Regions from separate parts of the Homo sapiens genome. Here all the other regions are linked to region 1. A link is an interaction called in ENCODE POLR2A ChIA-PET data of the cell type or tissue named here. Cell type or tissue: MCF 10A. All regions are shown on one strand. Region 1 overlaps RUNX1 (RUNX family transcription factor 1). Region 2 overlaps RUNX1 (RUNX family transcription factor 1). Region 3 overlaps LINC01426 (long intergenic non-protein coding RNA 1426). Region 4 has its middle 210 kb from the start of RUNX1. Region 5 holds the start of RUNX1-AS1 (RUNX1 antisense RNA 1).

Evidence for each region. ChIA-PET counts read pairs that join two places held together with the same protein. Peaks named below come from ENCODE experiments on the same cell type or tissue, not always from the same donor. Only the 100,000 strongest peaks of a DNase experiment are listed, where the experiment ranks them.
Region 2: POLR2A ChIA-PET joins it to region 1 with 118 read pairs; 16 of 35 experiments call an interaction of 5 or more read pairs at or near these places.
Region 3: POLR2A ChIA-PET joins it to region 1 with 11 read pairs; 8 of 35 experiments call an interaction of 5 or more read pairs at or near these places.
Region 4: POLR2A ChIA-PET joins it to region 1 with 45 read pairs; 8 of 35 experiments call an interaction of 5 or more read pairs at or near these places.
Region 5: POLR2A ChIA-PET joins it to region 1 with 22 read pairs; 18 of 35 experiments call an interaction of 5 or more read pairs at or near these places.

Annotation. Positions count from the first base shown.
Region 1 is chr21:34,886,407-34,890,406 of GRCh38, forward strand. RUNX1 (RUNX family transcription factor 1) reads right to left here. Exons shown (of 9, transcript NM_001754.5): 4 at 437-690. Among named protein-coding and RNA genes, the nearest start is that of RUNX1-AS1, 52 kb to the left of the region's middle. RefSeq lists enhancers at 1-219, 220-991, 536-645, 656-795, 1,382-1,471 and 2 more and silencers at 2,142-2,821, 3,122-3,921. In MCF 10A, a CTCF peak has its summit at 3,806 (motif pointing right); DNase peaks (open chromatin) are centred at 1,725, 2,345, 3,015, 3,435 and 1 weaker place.
Region 2 is chr21:34,805,215-34,809,214 of GRCh38, forward strand. All of the region lies in intron 7 of RUNX1 (RUNX family transcription factor 1), which reads right to left. Among named protein-coding and RNA genes, the nearest start is that of RUNX1-AS1, 29 kb to the right of the region's middle. RefSeq lists enhancers at 2,056-3,255, 2,769-2,838, 3,117-3,627, 3,142-3,641, 3,455-3,523 and a cis regulatory region at 3,475. In MCF 10A, no CTCF peak of the experiment used is centred here; DNase peaks (open chromatin) are centred at 2,457, 2,957, 3,227 and 3,577.
Region 3 is chr21:34,773,089-34,777,088 of GRCh38, forward strand. All of the region lies in intron 1 of LINC01426 (long intergenic non-protein coding RNA 1426), which reads left to right. Among named protein-coding and RNA genes, the nearest start is that of LINC01426, 29 kb to the left of the region's middle. In MCF 10A, no CTCF peak of the experiment used is centred here; no DNase peak of the experiment used is centred here.
Region 4 is chr21:35,254,296-35,258,295 of GRCh38, forward strand. No RefSeq gene overlaps it. Among named protein-coding and RNA genes, the nearest start is that of RUNX1, 210 kb to the left of the region's middle. In MCF 10A, no CTCF peak of the experiment used is centred here; DNase peaks (open chromatin) are centred at 256, 2,476 and 3,336.
Region 5 is chr21:34,833,809-34,837,808 of GRCh38, forward strand. It overlaps RUNX1 (RUNX family transcription factor 1), which reads right to left. Exons shown (of 9, transcript NM_001754.5): 7 at 602-793. It overlaps RUNX1-AS1 (RUNX1 antisense RNA 1), which reads left to right and starts at 2,505. Exons shown (of 2, transcript NR_186614.1): 1 at 2,505-3,138. RefSeq lists an enhancer at 1,989-3,188. In MCF 10A, no CTCF peak of the experiment used is centred here; DNase peaks (open chromatin) are centred at 1,933 and 2,483.

The DNA of each region.
Region 1 (4,000 bases):
AAGTCTTACTATTTTATTTCCTGATCCTTTCATCTGAGGAAGACAAAATGGTTTGGGTGTTAATCCAGCGGTAGGGGCAGCAGTAAGTTAGCAGACGGGCTGTCTCTGCCGGGCTGGGTTATAACTTTTCCTACTTTGTATCAAAGCTAAGGCCCCTGCCAGGGAGGTCCCGACCGGCTCCCAGTGGATATCTTTGGGGACACCCTGATGTTTTCAGCCCTCCTGGGAGGCCGCCCCAGAAAGCTGAGACGAGTGCCTCCCGAGGGTCGCCACGGCAACACAGCATCCCCCACATCCCAAGCTAGGAAGACCGACCCGGGGCTGCGGGGGCCCCTTTCCAGAATCCGGCCCCGCCCGCCTGGCCGCTGCCCTCGCGGATCTCCCCCGGCCTCGCCGGCCTCCGCCTGTCCTCCCACCACCCTCTCCGGGCCAGTACCTTGAAAGCGATGGGCAGGGTCTTGTTGCAGCGCCAGTGCGTAGGCAGCACGGAGCAGAGGAAGTTGGGGCTGTCGGTGCGCACCAGCTCGCCCGGGTGGTCGGCCAGCACCTCCACCATGCTGCGGTCGCCGCTCCTCAGCTTGCCGGCCAGGGCAGCGCCGGCGTCCGGGGCGCCCAGCGGCAACGCCTCGCTCATCTTGCCTGGGCTCAGCGCGGTGGAAGGCGGCGTGAAGCGGCGGCTCGTGCTGGCATCTACGGGGATACGCATCACAACAAGCCGATTGAGTTAGGACCCTGCAAACAGCTCCTACCAGACGGCGACAGGGGCGCGGATCTTCAGCAAGCAGCTCCCGGGAGACCAACATACACGTTCAGGGGCCTTTATTACTGCGGGGGGTGGGGGGGGGCGGGGGTGGTTAGGGGAGGAGGGAGACTAAGTTACTAACAGTCCAGGAGGGGAAAACGTTCTGGTTCTGCGGATCGGCCTCTGACCCAGGATGGGCTCCTAGCAACCGATTGCTTAGTGCATTAAAAAGTGGAGACTATCTTCCACGAATCTTGCTTGCAGAGGTTAAGTTCTGTCTTTGGCTGTTAGAAAAGTTCCTGAAGGCAAAATTCTCATACACTTCCTAAAATATTTATGCGAAGAGTAAAACGATCAGCAAACACATTATTTGGAAGTTCCAGTAGTTAATGCCTGTCAGTTTTTTGCAGGTGAGTTTTGTCTAAAGTCCCAACAGAACACAATTATCTCCCGTAACAAGGCCACTTTTATCATGCAAAACTGGCTTCAGTCCCGAAAAGCAAGAGCTGAGACTTCCAAAGGTAGTGCTACTAATGTATGTGCACGTATATATAAATATATACATATGCTCTACTTCATAAAATATTTACAATACAATCTGTGGAGAATTTAAACACAACAGAAATCCATTAATGTACGCTGCAGATTTTTTTAAGTAGCCTTGAAAATCAGCTTCAGTAGTTGGAGCAGTGCTGAGCTAGAAGTACTTGTCATGTTCTCTGTTCTCTCAATGAATTCTGTCAAAACGCTCAGTGCAGAAAATTCAGCGTTTCAGAGATCTTCAGCTAATCTTAAAACAACAATCATAAGAAGGCCCAGTCGATGACACTCAGGGTTCTACAGCTCTCCCACATCTGTGAACTCGGGTTTGGGGATGTTGGTTAAGTTTGTGGCTGGTCCTCTGGTTTGTTGGGAGTTGAGCAGCCGCAGAGTCACACACATGCAAACACGCACTCTTCGGAAGGCAGCCACTGTCTACATCAGCTGGGTGACTCAGCCCTGACTCGGGCAGCAGCGAGACGATACTCCTCCACCGTCGCCCAGCACCCGCCGGTTAGCTGCTCCGAGGCACGAACACCCACGAGCGCCGCGTAACCGCAGCAGGTGGAGCGGGCCTTGAGGGAGGGCTCCGCGGCGCAGATCGAAACAGATCGGGCGGCTCGGGTTACACACGCACGCACATCCTGCCACGCACACTGCCACGCACACGCAACTTCACGGCTCGCCTCGGACCACAGAGCACTTTCTCCCCCTGTTGTAAAAGGAAAACAATTGGGGAAAAGTTCGCAGCCAGGAAAGAAGTTGAAAACATCCAGCCAAGAAGCCAGTTAATTCAAAAGGAAGAAAGGGGAAAAACAAAAAAAAACAACAAAAAAAGGAAGGTCCAACGCAGGCCAAGGAGAAGCAGCAGAGGTTGACTTCCTTCTGGCGTCCCTAGGAGCCCCGGAAAGAAGTGCCTGGCGGCGCAGGGCCGGGCAGCGTGGTGCCCTGGCTGGGTCCGGCCGCGGGGCGCCCGTCCCGCCCGCGCCCGCTGGCTCTATGAATGAGAGTGCCTGGAAATGAACGTGCTTTTACTGTAAGCCCGGCCGGAGGAATTCCATTCCCTCAGCTCGTTTGCATAGGGGCGGCCGGCGGCCAATCACAGGCCTTTCCGGTATCAGCCAGGGCGCGGCTCGCCGCCGCCGGCTCCTGGAATTGGCCCGCGCGCCCCCGCCGCCGCGCCGCGCGCTACTGTACGCAGCCCGGGCGGGGAGTCGGAGGCCACCCCCGCGCCCCGCATCCAAGCCTGCATGCTGGCCCGGGGCCCCGCCCGCGTGCGGACCCCTTTCCGCAGCCACACGCAGGCTTGTGCGGCTCCGCGAGTGGCCACGGTCCGGAGACCTGGAAAAAGAAAGCAGGCCCCGCCGGCCCGAGGAGGACCCGGCCGGCGCGCCGCACCCGGAGAGGCCCGGCCCCGCGAGCCGCTGCAGGCAGGCGCAGTGGCCGCCACGAGGCTCCCGAACCGGGCTGCAGCCCGCGGACGGCCCCAGATCCTGCGCGGCCGCCCAGGGCCAGGCCTCCGCTTCCAGGGCGGGGGTGCGATTTGGCCGCGGGGCCCGGGGGAGCCACTCCGCGCTCCTGCACCGTCCGGCTGGCAGCTGCGGCGAAGCGGCGCTGATTCCTTGCATGAGGCCGGACGGCGTCCGCGCGTGCCGTTTGCTCTCAGCGTCTTCCCTTGGGTCGGTTTCTGTAATGGGTGTTTTTTACCGCTGCGCCCGGGCCGCGGCTCGATCCCTCCGCGCGTCTCACTTGCTGCGTGCGTCAGCGGCCAGCGAAGAGTTTCCTAGTCAGGAAAGACCCCAAGAACGCGCGGCTGGAAGGAAAGTTGAAAGCAGCCACGCGGCTTGCTCCCGGGCCTTGTAGCGCCGGCACCCGCAGCAGCCGGACAGCCTGCCCGGGCCCCGCGTCTCCCCTCCGGCTCCCCGGAAGCGGCCCCCGCTCCTCTCCCCGCCCCCGTGCGCTCGAGCGGCCCCAGGTGCGGAACCCACCCCGGCTTCGCGTGCGGGCGGCCGCTTCCCCCTGCGCCGGTCCCCGCGGTGCTGCGGGCATTTTCGCGGAGCTCGGAGGGCCCCGCCCCCGGTCCGGCGTGCGCTGCCAACTCCGACCCCGCCCGGCGGGGCTCCCTCCCAGCGGAGGCTGCTCCCGTCACCATGAGTCCCTCCACGCCCTCCCTGCCGGGCCCTGCACCTCCCGGGGCCTCTCATCCACCCCGGGGCTGCAACCCAGTCCCCGGATCCCGGCCCCGTTCCACCGCGGGCTGCTTTGTGGTCCCCGCGGAGCCCCTCAATTAAGCTCCCCGGCGCGGGGGTCCCTCGCCGACCTCACGGGGCCCCTGACGCCCGCTCCTCCCTCCCCCAGGGCTAGGGTGCTGTGGCCGCTGCCGCGCAGGGACTGTCCCCGGGCGTTGCCGCGGGCCCGGACGCAGGAGGGGGCCGGGGTTGACTGGCGTGGAGGCCTTTCCCGGGCGGGCCCGGACTGCGCGGAGCTGTCGGGACGCGCCGCGGGCTCTGGCGGACGCCAGGGGGCAGCAGCCGCCCTCCCTGGACGCCGCGCGCAGTCCCCGGAGCTCCCGGAACGCCCCCGACGGCGCGGGGCTGTGCGGCCCGCCTCGTGGCCTTCGGGTCGCCCGGGAAGAACTAGCGTTCGAGGATAAAAGACAGGAAGCCGCCCCAGAGCCCACTTGAGCTGGAACGGCCAAGGCGCGTTTCCGAGGTTCCA
Region 2 (4,000 bases), 81 kb before region 1:
CATCCAAGAACTGTGAGAAAGTTTCAAAAGATGTAATGTGTAATTGGAATACCAGATGGAGAAGAAAAAGAAAACAGTGGAAGAAATACTTGAAGTATTAATGGCTATGAATTTTCCAAAATTAATGACAGATACCAAACCACAGATCCAGAAAGCTCAGAGAACACCAAGCATAATAAATACCAAATCTACACCCAGGCATATCATATTTAAACTGCAAAAAACCAAAGAGAAGAGAAAATCTTGAAAGAAGCTAGAGAGGGGGAAAAGCCAACACCTTATCCATAGAGGAAAAAGGATAAGAATTACATTATCTTTCTCTTCAGAAACCATGCAAACACAAAGAAAGGAGAATACATGAAGTGTTGCAACAAAAAAGCTACCAAACTATTATTCTGCATTCAGCAAAATTATCCTTCAAATTCAAAGAAATAAGGATATTTTCTGACAAACAAAACTGGAATAATTCATTGCCAGCTGACCTGCCCTATGAGAAATGTCAAAAAGAACTGCATAAAAAAGGAAGAGCATTAGAAAAGTACTATATTAAGGTAAAATTAAGTTTTATTTTTCTTAACTGATCTGAAAGATAACTGTTTACAATAATAGTAACAAAGTATTGAGTGATTATAGCATGTGGATAAATGAAATAAAAGGCAGTAATGATATAAACAGGAAGGAAGAAGTGGTAGTTATTTGATGCTAGATGTAGATTAGTTATACATGTACTTTTCAAACTTTAGGGCAGTAACTAAAAACATTTTTAAAAAGAATGATTAATATGCTAACAGAGGAGATAAAATGGAATCATATAAAATGTTCAGTTAAACCTATAAAAGGTAGAAAAAGAGGTGTGGGGGGAAGAATCAGGTGCAACAAATATAAAAGTTATAAATATGATTGATACTACTGCAGTTATATTAATACTTAGGTTAAATATGAATACTCTAAATGCACCAATTTAAAGACAGAGATTGGCAGTGTGGATTAAAGACAAGACCCAACTACATATTGTCTACAAGGGACCTATTTTAAATAAAAATATTTATACAGATTACAAGTAAAGGGATGGAAAAAGGTACACCATGCTAACACTGATTGAAAGAAAGCCAGAGCAGCGATGTTAATTTTATACAAAGCTGACTTCAGAGGAAGGACAATTTTCAGGGATAAAGAAGGGAATTACATGATGATAATGTGGGTGAATTCTCTAAGAAGACAGCATCTTTAATATATGTCCACCTAAAAACTGAGTGTCAAAAAACATGAGGCAAAAACTGATAGAACTACACGGAGAAATAGGTAAATACGCTATTACAATTGGAGACTTCAACAACCCTCTTTCAGTAATTGATACATCAAGCAGGCAGAAAATTAAGACACAGTTGACCTAAACGGCACTACCAGTCAACTTGATCTAATTAACATTTATGGAATACTCTAACAACAGCAGAATACACATTCTTCAGCTCACATGGAAGATTCACCAAGATAAGCCATATTCTGGGCCACAAAACACACTTTAAGATCCTTAAAAGTATAGAAAGCATACAAAGTATTTTCTCAGACCACATGGATTTAAATTAAAAAGCCAATAATAGATAACTGGAAAATCTCCAAATATTTGGAGATTAAACAACATACTTCTACATTAGACATGAGTCAAATAAAAAGTCTCAAGAGAAATTAAAAAATGTTTTGAACTAAATGAAAATACAACTTATTACAATTTTTGGATGCAGATAGAACAGTACTTAGAGGGAAATTTATAGCATTGAATACATATATTAGAAAAGAAAGATCCAGAATCAGTCACTGAAGCTTCCACCTCAGGAGACTGGAGAAAATAGCAATACAGACCTCAAGCAAGCAGAAGAGAAGAAATAATAAAAATTAGACTAGGAACCAGTGAAATTAAGTACAGGAAAATAATAGACAAAATCAATAGAACAAAATATCTTGTTCTTTGAAAAGTTCAAAACATCCCTCTTTGTCCTCGTGCTCCCCACAGGCGCTGGGAGAAGATGGATAGAGACCCCTCCCGGCCCTCCTCTGACTGTCCACTCTAGGGTCTTTTAAACACCCACCCTCAGAAGCTGGGTTTCCAACAGCACCCCTTGAGCGGTGGCACCCTTCATCCTGGGCTTGGAGAAGGTTATAGTTAGAAAGCCCCTTCCTTGATTGTGTGGCTGACATCTTTAAAACGCCAGGTCTTTCAGTCATCTCTCAGAGCTATTTAAAAATAAAAGTCACATAGACCACAGGGTTCTACCATCTATTTTTGAAAAAGGCAAATCAGCTTGGTGAACATATAAACCCTAGGGGCAGCCCTGGTTATTTCCCTGGAGGAATTTTTTCCCTCCTTCATCCTGGAGGAAGGTAGGGACGTTCCCAGGGTTCCCTCCAGATTCACCTCAGTCATGGGGAGCTGGTGTAATGCCCTCTTGGAGACCTCAGAACACACAACAGGATGTGACTCAGGACTCAGAGATGTGAGTCAGTTTCCAGGGTGATGTGTTAGGGCGAGCCCCAGTGGTGGTTTGCATCTCACTGTCTGGGACCCCTGGGAAGAAAGGCCTAGGCTCCCCTTGCAGACAAAGGGGGTGACCCCAGATGCTTCCCAGCATCACATCTGTCAGAGGTGTGTGATGTCAGGGGCCTTTCAGAGTCCCTGGGGGTGGGTGACTCTGCTCTGAAAGGGACATTTCCCTGAAAGTTCCACTGTCTTTGAGAAGCAGTGTTTCCTCTGGCCTCTGCAGCAGGGAGCAAAGCTCCGGCACAGCACAAGTAAGAAGAGCAGTCACCTATTCCTACTACAGGTACCCCCAGGTAGCAGACACCGGCTCAGCACACTGTTGCTATATCATTGAAATCCCATGATAACATGAGTCAGTCAGCACCAGCTCTGGATCCTGGAAAAAAGGGAGGTTGTGAAACAGCTCCAGGATTTGCCAACCGTTCGTCTCTGGCCGGCTGCAGACATCTTGGTTAGTCATGTGTAGCTCAGATGCATTCGTTGTTCCAGCAATTACTTTGAAGAGAAGCAGACAGACCAAGCCGGGGCAGAACCCTGCCTGGGTATGCTGTTTTAAAGGCCTCAGGTTTTGAGGGATCCCATCCTCACTGCCGACCTGCCAGCCTGGGAGGTGGCAGGCTGCCTGCGGGAAGGAAGAAGGGAGCCCTGTGTCCGCCTCTCCACCACTCCCTGCTTCCGGGACCCGTATTCATCACCTCGCCGGGGAAGCTTTGTGGCTTTGTGGTCAGGGCCCTGTGAATCAAGAATGCTGGTTCCTCACATCAGGCCGCCCCCAACCCTGCTGGTTCACCCTGGAGTCCTTTTCTTTTCAAACCTCTGTTTCCTCACCTCTAAAAATGGGGGTAACCAGGCTCACTTGCCTCACAGGTGTGAGAGTTAATTAATGTTTGTGGGGCAGCTTTGAGATCCACAGATGAAAGGTGCTCTATAAACGCAAAATGCAATTCCTCATTAGCACTGTCAGACGGTTCCCAGGGGAAACAGTTCACCCTGCACCACGAGGCTGCTACCCTCAGCCAGATGAGTCTGAGACACGTCTGGGAAAGGGCTACGTATTTAGGCAGAGTGCTTTTGGAGGGAGGGTTCAAGGATAGGTCACTAGCTTCCAGAAAAGATGGGTGTTTTTAGAACATGTCTCATTCTCAGTTGGCATCGTGTCCCTGAGGCAGAGGGAGAGTGGCCTTCAGTGCACACAGCTGGAGGGACCATAGTTCAGAGGGAACAGAAGGCACCTTCTGGTTTCTGCTGCCTCCTCCCTTGCAGACAGATTCTTTCTCTGTACTTTGTTAAATAAACATTTGTTGCAGACATCTTTTCCATAAGGATCTTCTGCACTGTGCACTTTCTGCACCTCTGCCCCCCGTATACAACTTTCCAGGCCTGAAGGAGCTCTACAGACAGGTTGGGTACATTCCTGCAACACCAGCACATCATGGATGTTTAGATTCTTCTATGGCCACCCTA
Region 3 (4,000 bases), 110 kb before region 1:
AGTTTTACTATGATGTACTTAGATGTAGTTTTCTTAGTACAGTCATGCATCATATAACCATGTTTCAGTCAATGACAGACCACTTACACATCAGAGGTCCTATAAGATTGTAATGGAGCATAAATAGAAACCTGATGTACGGCACTTGATGTTGGCATTACAAATCAAATAGGGGAAATGATTGATATTCAGTATTGGTGCTGAGACATTTGGTTTTTCATATGAAGCATATATATATGTGTGTGTGTGTGTGTGTGTAACTAAAAATATGTATACATCCAGTTTTATGTAAGTACACACTAACACACTCTGAGGTTCACACAATGACAAAATTGCCTAATGATATATTTCTCAGAGCCTATCCTGTCATTAAGTGACACATGACTGTATTTATCCTGCTTGGTGTTTTTAGCACTTTTTAAACTGTGGCTTGTTACCTTTCAGTAGTTGTGGAAACTTCTTGGCTATCGTCTCTTTGAACACTGTTCCTACCTATTCTCATTCTCCTCTCCTGGAATTTTGAATACATACATAGTGGACCTTTCATCATGTAACCTTACATCTCTTATGTTTCTTTTTGTATGTTTCTGTATGTACCATTTATAAACAAAACAAAACTATTTCAATCTGGTTATTTCCTCTGACTGATCTTCCAGTTCATTAATTCCTTTTTCAGCTTTCTGTCACTTACTATTATATTCATTCATTAATTTCTTAATTTCAGTTCAAGCATTTTTCAGTTGTAGAATGTCCACTTTCTTCTTTTTACAGGTTCAAGTTCTCTGCTGAGGGTTTCCACATAGCCATCTAATTTCTTGGATTTATTAATCACATATATTTTAAACTAAATATCTGATAAATCCTGTGAGGCTGTTCCTTTCTCTGTTGATTTCTCTCAGTTTTCTGTTATGTGTTCATGTCTCCTGGTGTATGAAGTAATTTGCAATTAAACACAAAGCATTTTGTATAAAAATTGTTGAGACAATTTGCAGCTCTGTATGTTTTGAAGTCAGTTGGTTTGGAATGACTTGCCTATGCAGATATTGGGGTGATTAGAGTCTGAGTTTCAGTACCTGTGAGGCTGTTCTCCCAAGTATAGCTCTCTGAGCACCCCAGTGGAAAGCCTGTGCTCTTTACCAGCACCTCTTTTCTTTGGAGAGTCCTTCACTCCAATTTTGTTCCTGCTCCCTGCAAGACATGCAGAAGTTTCTTAGCTTCTCAGCATCTTTCTGAGAAACATAAAATGCCTTGAGGAGAAAAATAAAGTAATGGACATATGTCAGACTTATCTCACTTCTCACTTCTTTTTAACTTTCCTTTTTTCCCCAAGATATTGGCTCCTCAAGTCCTTGCTACTTTGGTTTGATGTCTCCAAACACACACACACACACACACACACACACACACACACACACACACACAGAGAGAGAGAGAGAAGTGATTTAAAATTGTTAATTTTTCTCTGTGTGAGTGTTAATTTGTAACACACTATTCCACCACCATCGATGGAGGTAGTAATCTTTCAAAACCTACTTTCCACAAACCAAATAAATAACTCCACCTAACTTTAGGGCAGGCAACCTGGTATGCTTCTGAGAACCAGTTCTGTGAACACACAGATCATGCTTATGATTTCAGCCAGTGCATCAATTTAAACTAAAAGTTTAAGATGTTTATTTTTCCTCATTTTATTATTTCTCTTATTTGTTCTATAGTCATCTTAATCTGTGTAAGAAATACTGAAGCTGTCCAAAAGTTCAAATTTGAACCCAATGCTGAATTTAAAGGTGTTGCCCCAAAAAACATTAGGTAAACATGCAAGGATCGTCACTGTTAACCTGTTACGCAATATGACCTGGTCCCCAGGCTACATAATTTTAGAGTCATTCTTTACATTTCAAGCTCTGCAAGCACTTGGAGAAGTGGTGTTCTGTGGACTCTTACTTCTTCCTGACTTTTTGATGTTCTCTTTTGTCAATGTGACCAACCAATTTTGAATCAGAGCTACTGGCATCTTTAGAATGACATGTATGGTGGCTCAGAACTGTACCCTTTAAAACTCAGCTCCAGTAAAGGGAGATTCTGAGCATTTTAAGATGTTGGAAATTGAGTTGCATCCTGCATTAAAGGCATTTCTTCTTTATATAAACTGTAGGATTCTGTTAAGACAGAAATGGGGAGAGCTAATGGGCTATTCTGAAAGAACTACCCATTAAATTGTAAAGTACGGTATGTTTTAAAGTGACAAACCCAAGAGCTGAAAATGACTCTTTGATCTTTAAAAGGCTCATAAACGGTGGCAGCGTACTCACAGACCTATATTTATGTATTCAAATATTGGGAGGAAATCCAAGTAGAGTCTCAAGACTGCGGGACTTTGCAATTTAGACAAAAAGAGGCCAGGGAGGAGGGCAATTAAATCAAACTTTTTACAGCATAAAGCAAGCTTTCTTCCCTCCTTGTTAATCAATGAACTAGAATCTTGGTAAGGGCTTGCTTTTTAAGTGGGGTTTGAGCCAATCTTTACACAGATGTGAGGTATTTGTGAAGAAAGAAAGAGACAATTGAAACCACAACCAATAGTGTTTTGTTTTTGAATTAAATCTGTGGTTGGTGCCATTCTGTTTTACTTTGATGAAGGGTCTCTAACCATCTCCTACTCCTCAGTGCCCACAAACATATATCCCCGTTGCCTGGTATTGAAACCATTAGCCACATCCGGAAGGGCTAATCTATGGACAACATGCCTATAGCCTCTGTTTCATGGAACAACCCGAGAGGGCTCATAAACAACTGCAGGGACATTGTAAGGGCTTTGAGGATGGCGGTTGTTAAGAAACATTCAAAGAAAGTCAGATCACCATGTGACTTACACTGATGAATACTTTCAGCCTCAACGGCACGTTGGCGTTTTCCTCTGACCCAAATGATGCAACAGAAATAAATTCTACCTTGCATACAAGAACCACAGGCACTGGAATGTGGAATCCGAAGCTTTTCTACCTGGTTCCCCTGGTGACCACAGGTATTTAATGGTCACATTACAGATTAGTTTATGGGATTCCAAGAGGACTATGGACCAGAGCAAACTCAGTTGATCCAAAATTGAGTTTTGATCATGTTAGCAGTCTACTTCAACCAAATTTTGTGGATAATGACAAAATAAATATGCATTCTTTAACCACCTAAGCTAATAAACAGAACAACTGAATCCCAGAATTCCCCCGTCACTCCCCCTCTGCTACCAAATGTAAACTAGGATCCTAAATTTTGTGTTAATCATTTCCCTAGATTTTTAAAAGTATCTAGATATGCTTGCATAAAAAATACATCATTTAGTTTTGTTTGCTTTTGAAGTTTATATAAATGGAATCATACTCTGTGTGCTCTTCTGATTTTTTCACCATAACTTATCTTGCCGTATGTAATGGTAGTCCATTTTTTTTTTTTTTTTTTTTTGAGACAGAGTTTTGCTCTTGTCTCCCAGGCTGGAGTGCACTGGCGTGATCTCAGCTCACTGCAGCCTCCGCCTCCCAGGTTCAAGTGATTCTCCTGCCTCAGCCTCCTGAGTAGCTGGGATTACAGACACCCACCACCACACCCAGCTAATTTTTGTATTTTTAGTAGAGACAGGGTTTTACTATATTGGCCAGGCTGGTCTGGAACTCCTGACCTCAGGTGATCCACCTGCCTTGGCCTCCCAAAGTACTGGGATTACAGGCATGAGCCACTGTGCCCAGCCCATTCCTGTTTATCTCTATATACTATTCCACTGCAAGAACGTAACACAACTTATTATCTATTCTTCTGTTGTGGACATTTGGGTTGTTTCCACTTTTTGCTAGTACAAGTGCTGCTGTAAGCATTTGCATACATCTTCGGGTACACATGAAAGGAGTTTGTGAAGTATTTTTCTAGCAGTGGAAAACACTACTAGAAATAGTCTTAGGGATATACTAGGACTTATTATAAGTGTGTGTTCAGTTTTTTAGGAGTAATG
Region 4 (4,000 bases), 370 kb after region 1:
CACAGGAGGTGCAATGGGGAAGCAGGCTGCTCATAAAAATGAGTTCAGACGCTTGCTACAGACGTGACAAATACCAAGCTGATTTTTATGCAGGGAATCCTGTCTCATTTTATGTGAAAATAAGGTAATAAGACAAAAGGAGCTATAGGACTCCAATTTTAGCTTTTTTAAAAAAAACAACATAGCCATACTGATATCCTATGAATCACTACCCCTGCAGTGGAGTCATTTTTTACGGGGTGTGTGTGTGTGTGTGCGTGTGTGTGCTTGTGTGTGTGTAGGGAGAGAGAGATCCCTCTCTACCCATTAGTATAAAAGTTGGATTTCTCAACAGCTTGACAATACTGGAAACGTCTCGTCAGTGGTTACTCCATCATGATAAGTATTATTGTGTGATATTTTTTTTCTTAACAGAATGAAAACAGATGTCATTTGATATTAATGCCTAACCCCAAGTCAATGGTAACAATTTAAGAAGATACTTGAAGAAAAGAAATGAAACTGTAAATAGAATTGTTATAAAGTAAAAACTTCAGGAGTTTATTTCATCTTTTAAGAAAAATCAGTTCCATTTCTTTCTCTCTCTAGAGAGGTAGACAAACACACACAGAAATTCTTTCTCACTTGGAAAGGGTAGCGCCATTTAACTACTGTAGTCATGAGATGGTGAGGGTGGTAGCCAGGAATGGCCCTAAGTGATCAGCAGGATCAGGGAGAGAAAAAAAGCACCCTGTGAGAATGCTGAAGGGTTTGGGAAGTGTTTCTAACATTTCACCAGTCGTTTTTACTTAGCAGCTTTAGATTTTAGATTAAAACAGAGGAGAGATGAGGAAGGCAGACACCAAGATGGGGAATAACAGGGCAGGAGCAACAGAAACAAACAGACACATTCTCAAAACCCATTTGTTTCTGTTACTGGGGCTATTCTCATTCCTTTCTCTTTATACCCCATTGATACCCCGATGTCCTCTTCATTTTCCCCAGTTGTAGAATTTCAGTTGGCCTCTGACGCCATGAGAAGAAACGAACTCAGTCCAGGCCAATGCAAACGTTTTCCTACAACTCTCTCCCACTTTCCCAAACCCTCCTCCCCCAGCAGTGTCTTCTAATGGCTTCTGTACTCTTGATTTAAATCGCCCTAAATCCCATCCTCTCTTCTACTTGATCCTAATGACTAATCTGTTCTGCCAAGAAGAGATGACACTTCTTGTCAGCCCTTGCCTTCCTGTGGTCAAAATTAATTCGTTCACCCAACATTCATTAAGCACCTACCATGAGGTAGACAGTGGCAGGCAACGCCATCACAATCTCTGCCCTTGAGAAACCGCCACAACTACAGTGCTCTATCATTCTATACGAATGCAGACGGCACAATCATTCTCTTTTGAACCTAGAATATATATTTTCAAAGGTTCAGATCTAAAAAATTGTTTAATGAATTAAAGTACCTAGCAAACTCTCCTGGTCAAAAATAGCCATTTAATTTACCAAACTCTATTTAATGCAAGGATTTTATTCTTGGGAAAGGAAACTAATTCCTTTTCTATTGTGGCTTTCAGCCTGGTCTGACTATCAGAATTAGGTTTTGGATCTAATCACAAAATTAACTTGATGATAGCAAACACAAATCGTCAAATCAGATTTTTCTACCAAATAAATGCAATGGAAACAAGATCTCTCCTATCTACGGAAACCATGATCTCATGCTAGAATTTTAGGGAAATAAAGCTTGAACCCTAATGACTATTCATATCAGGAAATATTATTTCTTGTTTGTTGAAATGTCTACCTGTAAGGAACAAATCTAAGATACTTGCCTTTAAAAAGTTTAAAAAATAATTTGAAGAAAAAAAAAGGAAAATAGGTCTTGTGTCAGTGTTGAGTTAGTTCAGGTAATTATGTTTCTTTCTCCTAAAATAATCATATTTTGTAATTAAAAAACTCACAACAGCCTTTCATCGTATTTTTATACATTCCCTTCTGTGTTATTGAGAAACTTGTATAAGCTCACAAAATATAAGTATGCTCTGCTTCTCATGTATTTTTTCCTTTGGATGGTTTTGATTTGTTTTTATTGTTGCTCCATTGAGTAACTTTATAACACCATAACATTTTGTAGAAAAGGATTCCTAGATGAATGAAACCTTTCTGAAATCCTAAAAATCTTACCTTTGCCAAGCTAGCCTTACTGGCATGAAGCCTGCTCCACTTCCTGGTTCTGACCAATAATTTTCTATGCGAACGTCATCATCAAAGCTTGCAGGACAACTTGTGTGGAGCATTTCCAGATACCCGTCCTCCCCTCTGTTATTTCAGTCAACAGCTGCTCAGCCTGTTCTTCCCATCACCGTTCATGATTGCGTTAGACAAAAATCCACCTTTAAATAAACTGTGAAAACTGAGAACGGCAAAGCAACCAGTGGCAACTAAGAGGCACTCTGCTGTTATCAACCTCAGCTCACAGTCTTGGGCGCATGCCCAGCAGGACTAAATTCTCTATACAGCAAGGGAGAGTTTCAGCTGACCTGCTGTGAATGCCCCAAGTGAGTCACTGCCGTTAACTCCATCAGTGCCACTTGCTGTCTACTTGGACATTTCTGAACAGCTGCTTGGCTCTAATGTCGACCTCTAACTGGAAATATGGCCTCGTCTGACTCAGTTTCAGAAGAGAAAAAGGGGGAGGCAGAAGGGAGGAGAGAAAACACACATGCCCACTCTCAATCCAGATTGACAACTTTGTTTTTTTCTCATTGATTGTGGTAGAAATAATTGTTGATGAGGTGGAAATACTAAACCCAGTTTGTCATAGTTTCTCTATTTTGTCTCTTAATATATTCCTCATGAAGTTGGATTGGGATCTTCTACTGAAATTATACGCTGCTGTGGAAATTCACAGTCCTTAAGAGCTCACCCCATTTCCATATTTTGTTTTTAACATATCCACTGAATTTTCCAAACACAAAAGTGAATATTTCTTTTATTCTAAAAATGTTGTTCATAATATTGAGAATCCATTTAGAATCAATCAACATTTTTGGAGTACTTGTTAGAACAGACTTCTGGGGTAGACATTAAAAAGGATTCTGAGAAATATCAGACATGCTTCCTGGATTCAAGAATTTATAATAAAATGAAGAGAAAAGGCCTTGTTCAAACAGATGGCCCAGGAACAAGATGAGACAGTGTGCACAGAAGTGTCACATGCCTGCTACAGCTACTAGAATCTGTGAGAGCTCAGAGAAAGGCTCTGGGCTGGTGGCTTTAAATCCAGAATGATGGTAACTGATACTAACAACTGAAGTGAAATTGACTTCATAAACATGGACGATGTGTCATAGCTGGGCATGCAGCCCAAGTGTCTAAGTTGAAGACTGAAAAATGCTCACATGGCCTCAGTATTTCATTTCAGCAAAAATCCGTGATTTATATGTGTATTGTTGTATGCACAGGCACATGTACACATGTTTTTAAACTCTTATATTGCCAGAGACACTGAGGAATTGATCATGTACTTATTCTCCTGGGATCATTTACTATTGTGTGGACAGTGAACAAGCACCAAGCCGGGTTTCTGGAGTTTAACCCAAAGAAAGACAAATAGATGAAATAGCATAAGGCTTCTTCCATTTTGAAGGTATCTTCTACCTGCTGTTTTTATTTCTTGAAAGGAGATTTCAGAGGAGAATAAAGATAGGTTAATTCTTAGTTTTATGATGATAATAATATAACTATAGATTTTCTAACAGCATTTCAGCATTTGTAAAGATTTTTCTTGAACAGTAAACAGAGGAATGTTATTCCATGATCATTGGTGCTTTGAGTTAATTTAGCTCTCTGCATTATTTACTCCACTTGACTGCAGTTTGAAGTTGAAGAGAGCATGGTCTCCGGTGCTTGGATAATGCTTCCTATGGAATATGTGAGTAGACTTAGTTACTCTTAAAGTCATCAAATGAGATTGGACCACAAATATAATACAAAAAATAATCTCAAGGTTTTA
Region 5 (4,000 bases), 53 kb before region 1:
ATTGCATCTTACAGCGCTTTAGTAATTGCCAGCTAGCCCCATGGGCTGGGGGGACCTGCATTCTCTATTGATTTGCAAATAACACCCTTGATGTGATGACATCCATACATTTCAACTATTTCTTAATAATAAAAAAACACTAGATACAAAACCCACAAATAATCTGGCAATAGCGAGAACTTGAAACATCCCATCTTCACTTTGCTTGACGTGTGTGTGTGTGTGTGTCTGCGTGTGTGTCTTCAAGCCTAATGGGTAGGTAAAAAAATAGCATAGCCAAAGCTAACTCTTAAAAAATTCAAGAGAGCTATCTATCCAATATGGATATCCATACCCAGAGCTCCTCGTATCCTCTGTAGCAGTGCTTTTCCTTGTGGGGATCTGGTTACAATGCAGATCTGACTCGGTGGGTCTGGGGTGGGTGGGGCCCAAGACTCTGCATTTCCAACAGCTCCCAGGTGGTGCTGTTGGTTCGAGGCCTTTCTCTGAGCATCAAGGGGAAACCCCAGTTGGTCTGGGAAGGTGTGTGCACATGGGGGCCAGTTGTGGGTGGTGGCCCAGGTGCAGGAGAGGCGGGCAGTGGGCTCCATCTGGTACTTACCCTGCATCTGACTCTGAGGCTGAGGGTTAAAGGCAGTGGAGTGGTTCAGGGAGGCACGAGGGTTGGGCGTGGGGGCTGGGTGGTGTGGGCTGACCCTCATGGCTGTGCGCCGCAGCTGCTCCAGTTCACTGAGCCGCTCGGAAAAGGACAAGCTCCCGGGCTTGGTCTGATCATCTAGTTTCTGCCGATGTCCTATTGTGGGGAGCAGGGAGGGGAGGGGATGGGGGGAGGGAAGGAGGGAGGGAAGAGATCAGAAAAAGTATTGTGGATTTCCTAAAACTGGGGCTTTTCTTGTCTTTCCCCTCTCTCTCCCCTCACCCCAACATAGACTCGCTAGAGATATGCCAGCTGAATTTGGGGCCACTGTCCTCTCAGCAGAATGGGCCCCCTTTCACCGCCTCGGCCACAGAGTGCTCCCCCAGTCTGGGCCTTGGCACCCTCCCCAACCCTCTACACCCACTTCCAATGGGCACAACTCACTGAGATACAGAACTTGGCGGTGGTGGTGATGCCGGGAGGGAAAGAGGCGCATTAATTGTTGGCACATGGCCACATGCCAGGGGCTATGCTGTGGCAGCCAGGAAAGGTGGCCTCCCAGGGGCATCAGAACGGCTGTTCCTTACTGCAAACCCAGCCACTGGCACGTTTTAGAGGCGGCAAAGTGGGCCCCGCAGCTTAGTGGTAGGGCCCCTTCCAAGAGGAAATGAGGCGTGGCTGCAAACCCACAGCCTCTGGGGAGGTCCCATTTCCAGGTACACGCAGGGCATCCTCAGCCCCTCAGCCCCTCTCCCTCTCCCTCTCCTCACAGGCTTTTCACAAGCATTCCTTCTTCCCTGAAGCCGACTCCCCCATGTACCCCTAAGGAGGAGTTGACAGGAAGGCCTCGCCTGTGTCTTGTCCAATATTCCCAGCAGAATAGGCCCACTGGAGCCCAGAGGTAGCTACAGCCTATCTGGTGAGCTTCCCCAGGGGGCTCAGGACTGGTGGGATGGGATGATGGGCCCCTCAGTGTCTATATAGGGTGGGATGGTGGGCCCCTCAGTGTCTATATAGATAGCAAGTGTCCTCATCATGCTCTTCACCAAAACAACCGTCACCAGGAAGCAGCAAGCAGAGGCCACTCATGGGGGACTGGGGCCTACGGTTTTCTCAAAATGTCCTTAAACCAGAGCCAGTCCTGTCGTGCAAAGCTGAGGCTCCAAGGTAGGGAGGTAGCCACAGGAGGCCTGGGCCATTCATTTCTCTTTTAAAGACAATGGCCTCCTGCTGCTTCCTCAGCCTTATGGTTCCAATAAAGAGTCCTTGATCGATTGCACAACCTCTGTTCCCTATTGCCAAATGTCCCCAAAGCCAGACTGAGAAACAGCCTGCCCGCTGCCCCCATAAAGTGCTATTTCACATGCCCTGACCCAATCCTAGACTAGAAAGAGGCCCCCTTGATTCCACTCCCGCAGCCTGGGGTAAGAGCAGACCACGAGAAGTGCACTGTAGTCCAGCTCCCAATGGCTACAATTATAAAATTAAATGGTATAACTTGCATGATGGCTGCAAATCTCCATGGCTGGCCATTTCTTCCTGCTGCCAGGCCCCTTGGCACAGTTGACATTGTCTCAAATTCCAGACCAGAAAAAAAGGGCCCACTATATTGCAGTGATTTTATCATTAACGAGACCTGTTTGGCTCCAAAATGAGGAAAAACACTTAAGCATAATATTTATGTAGTTCAAATGCAATGGCCCCTCTTGTCATGTGTCACCAAGGCAAATCTGGACTCTGATTCAGCGCTCCAGCCCACAACAGGAGACTTGAACGCAAACAGCCTGAGTCACGCAGGCTCAGCATGCATGTGGGAGGCCTGTTCTTGGCTGCGTATTTTAAGCACCGGCTTTGTGGATGAAAGGCCATGGGGCCAGGTCTTGCAGCAACCCCCATCATCCCTTTCCCTCAGAAGTATGAAAATGTCTTTTTTCTAGAGCGCTCTGTGTTGGTCAGCCATGGTGTGACTCAGTGCCTCTGGATGAAGCCTTCCTTAGCTCCTCCCTCCTCTTATCTCTGCCATAGATCCTTGGCTTCCTGATGATCAAACTGAAAAATCTGCAGTTTTCTTGCAGAAAAACAAACAATTCCAATGGAACAACCATTCAAAACATAATAACTCAGCCCTTTAACCTCCTACCACAGTCTAATGCCTGGCATTACGAGTTGGGGTAAAGAAGAAGGCAGGAACAATGATTGTGGAGAGCTCTATCTGCCTCAGAAATAATGCCAGTCGGCAAAGGCTGCCGGCAGGTTTTGTGCTCATTTCAAAACTTCACATTCCTCAGGCACTTAGTGGCATTTTTGAAGAACACTGTGTCAAGGACAGTGGGTGACCCAGGAGAGTGATGTGAGCGAGGTCATTCTGAATACACAGCACTTGACGTGGTAGAGTCTACAGCCACAGCTTGGAAAAACAGCTCTTGGCAGTTGTGTCTCTCTTAGCCAGCAAGCGTGGGGACCTGTGCCACGGAGACACCCAACAGGAATCATCATTCCAGGTAAGCCAGTCCTGTGGTCAGGCACAACGTGAGGTATTTTTTGTTTGTTTGTTTCTTTGTTTTTTATTTTAATTAGTCCCCCTCATTACTATATACTTAGAAATGAGAGCTTTAACTTGTGAGCAATTTCTATACCAGCTGATACCTGCCAAAATTGTAGTCATTTATAGAGATTAACTGATGACTGTCTGCTTTAGCAGAAGTGTTCAGGCATAACTCTCAGAGAAAACAATTCTTCACTCTAAGCTGTTTTCTAAGCCCTGGGAGTCTCAGGGCTGAGTTTAATGCTGGAGGATTGGGGAAGAGCCCATTCCACTCTCCCCACGTGTGTTCCTGGGAGTCAGTAGGAACGTTATTGCCTTGGTAGGGGTCTTGACCCTCAGGCTCACAATGGTGCTGGAGAGCTGTGACACCAAGGCACAGGGGAAATGAGAAGCATTATCATATTCAGGGTGTGGTTTGGATGCACTTACAAGCTAGATCGAAGGAACATCTAATTCTTACTTTCTGAAACCATCAGACCTCATGTGCCAAATAGCAATATTTTGCATGAAATATAGGAACTTCCGATATAAACTTTCAAGCTGGGGAAAATGAATACTTTATGTCTTCAGTTTCCTGTATCTGTGTTCAGTTAAAAGGCTCATTTGCCCCCCGAATGTTAAATAGAGGAGTATGGAAAATGTCTACTATCCAATTCACTTTTCTTCTTTCTCACTGAGTACCGGGCTTTAGAGGGCAACAGGGAATTCGACCCTGGGTCAAGCCCTTGGGTAGAACCAGGATGCAGCTCTGAACACCTGCATGCTGGCAGCTTGGCTTCTTCAGCATGTTTGGAATCAACTGTGAATGTTTACAGGGC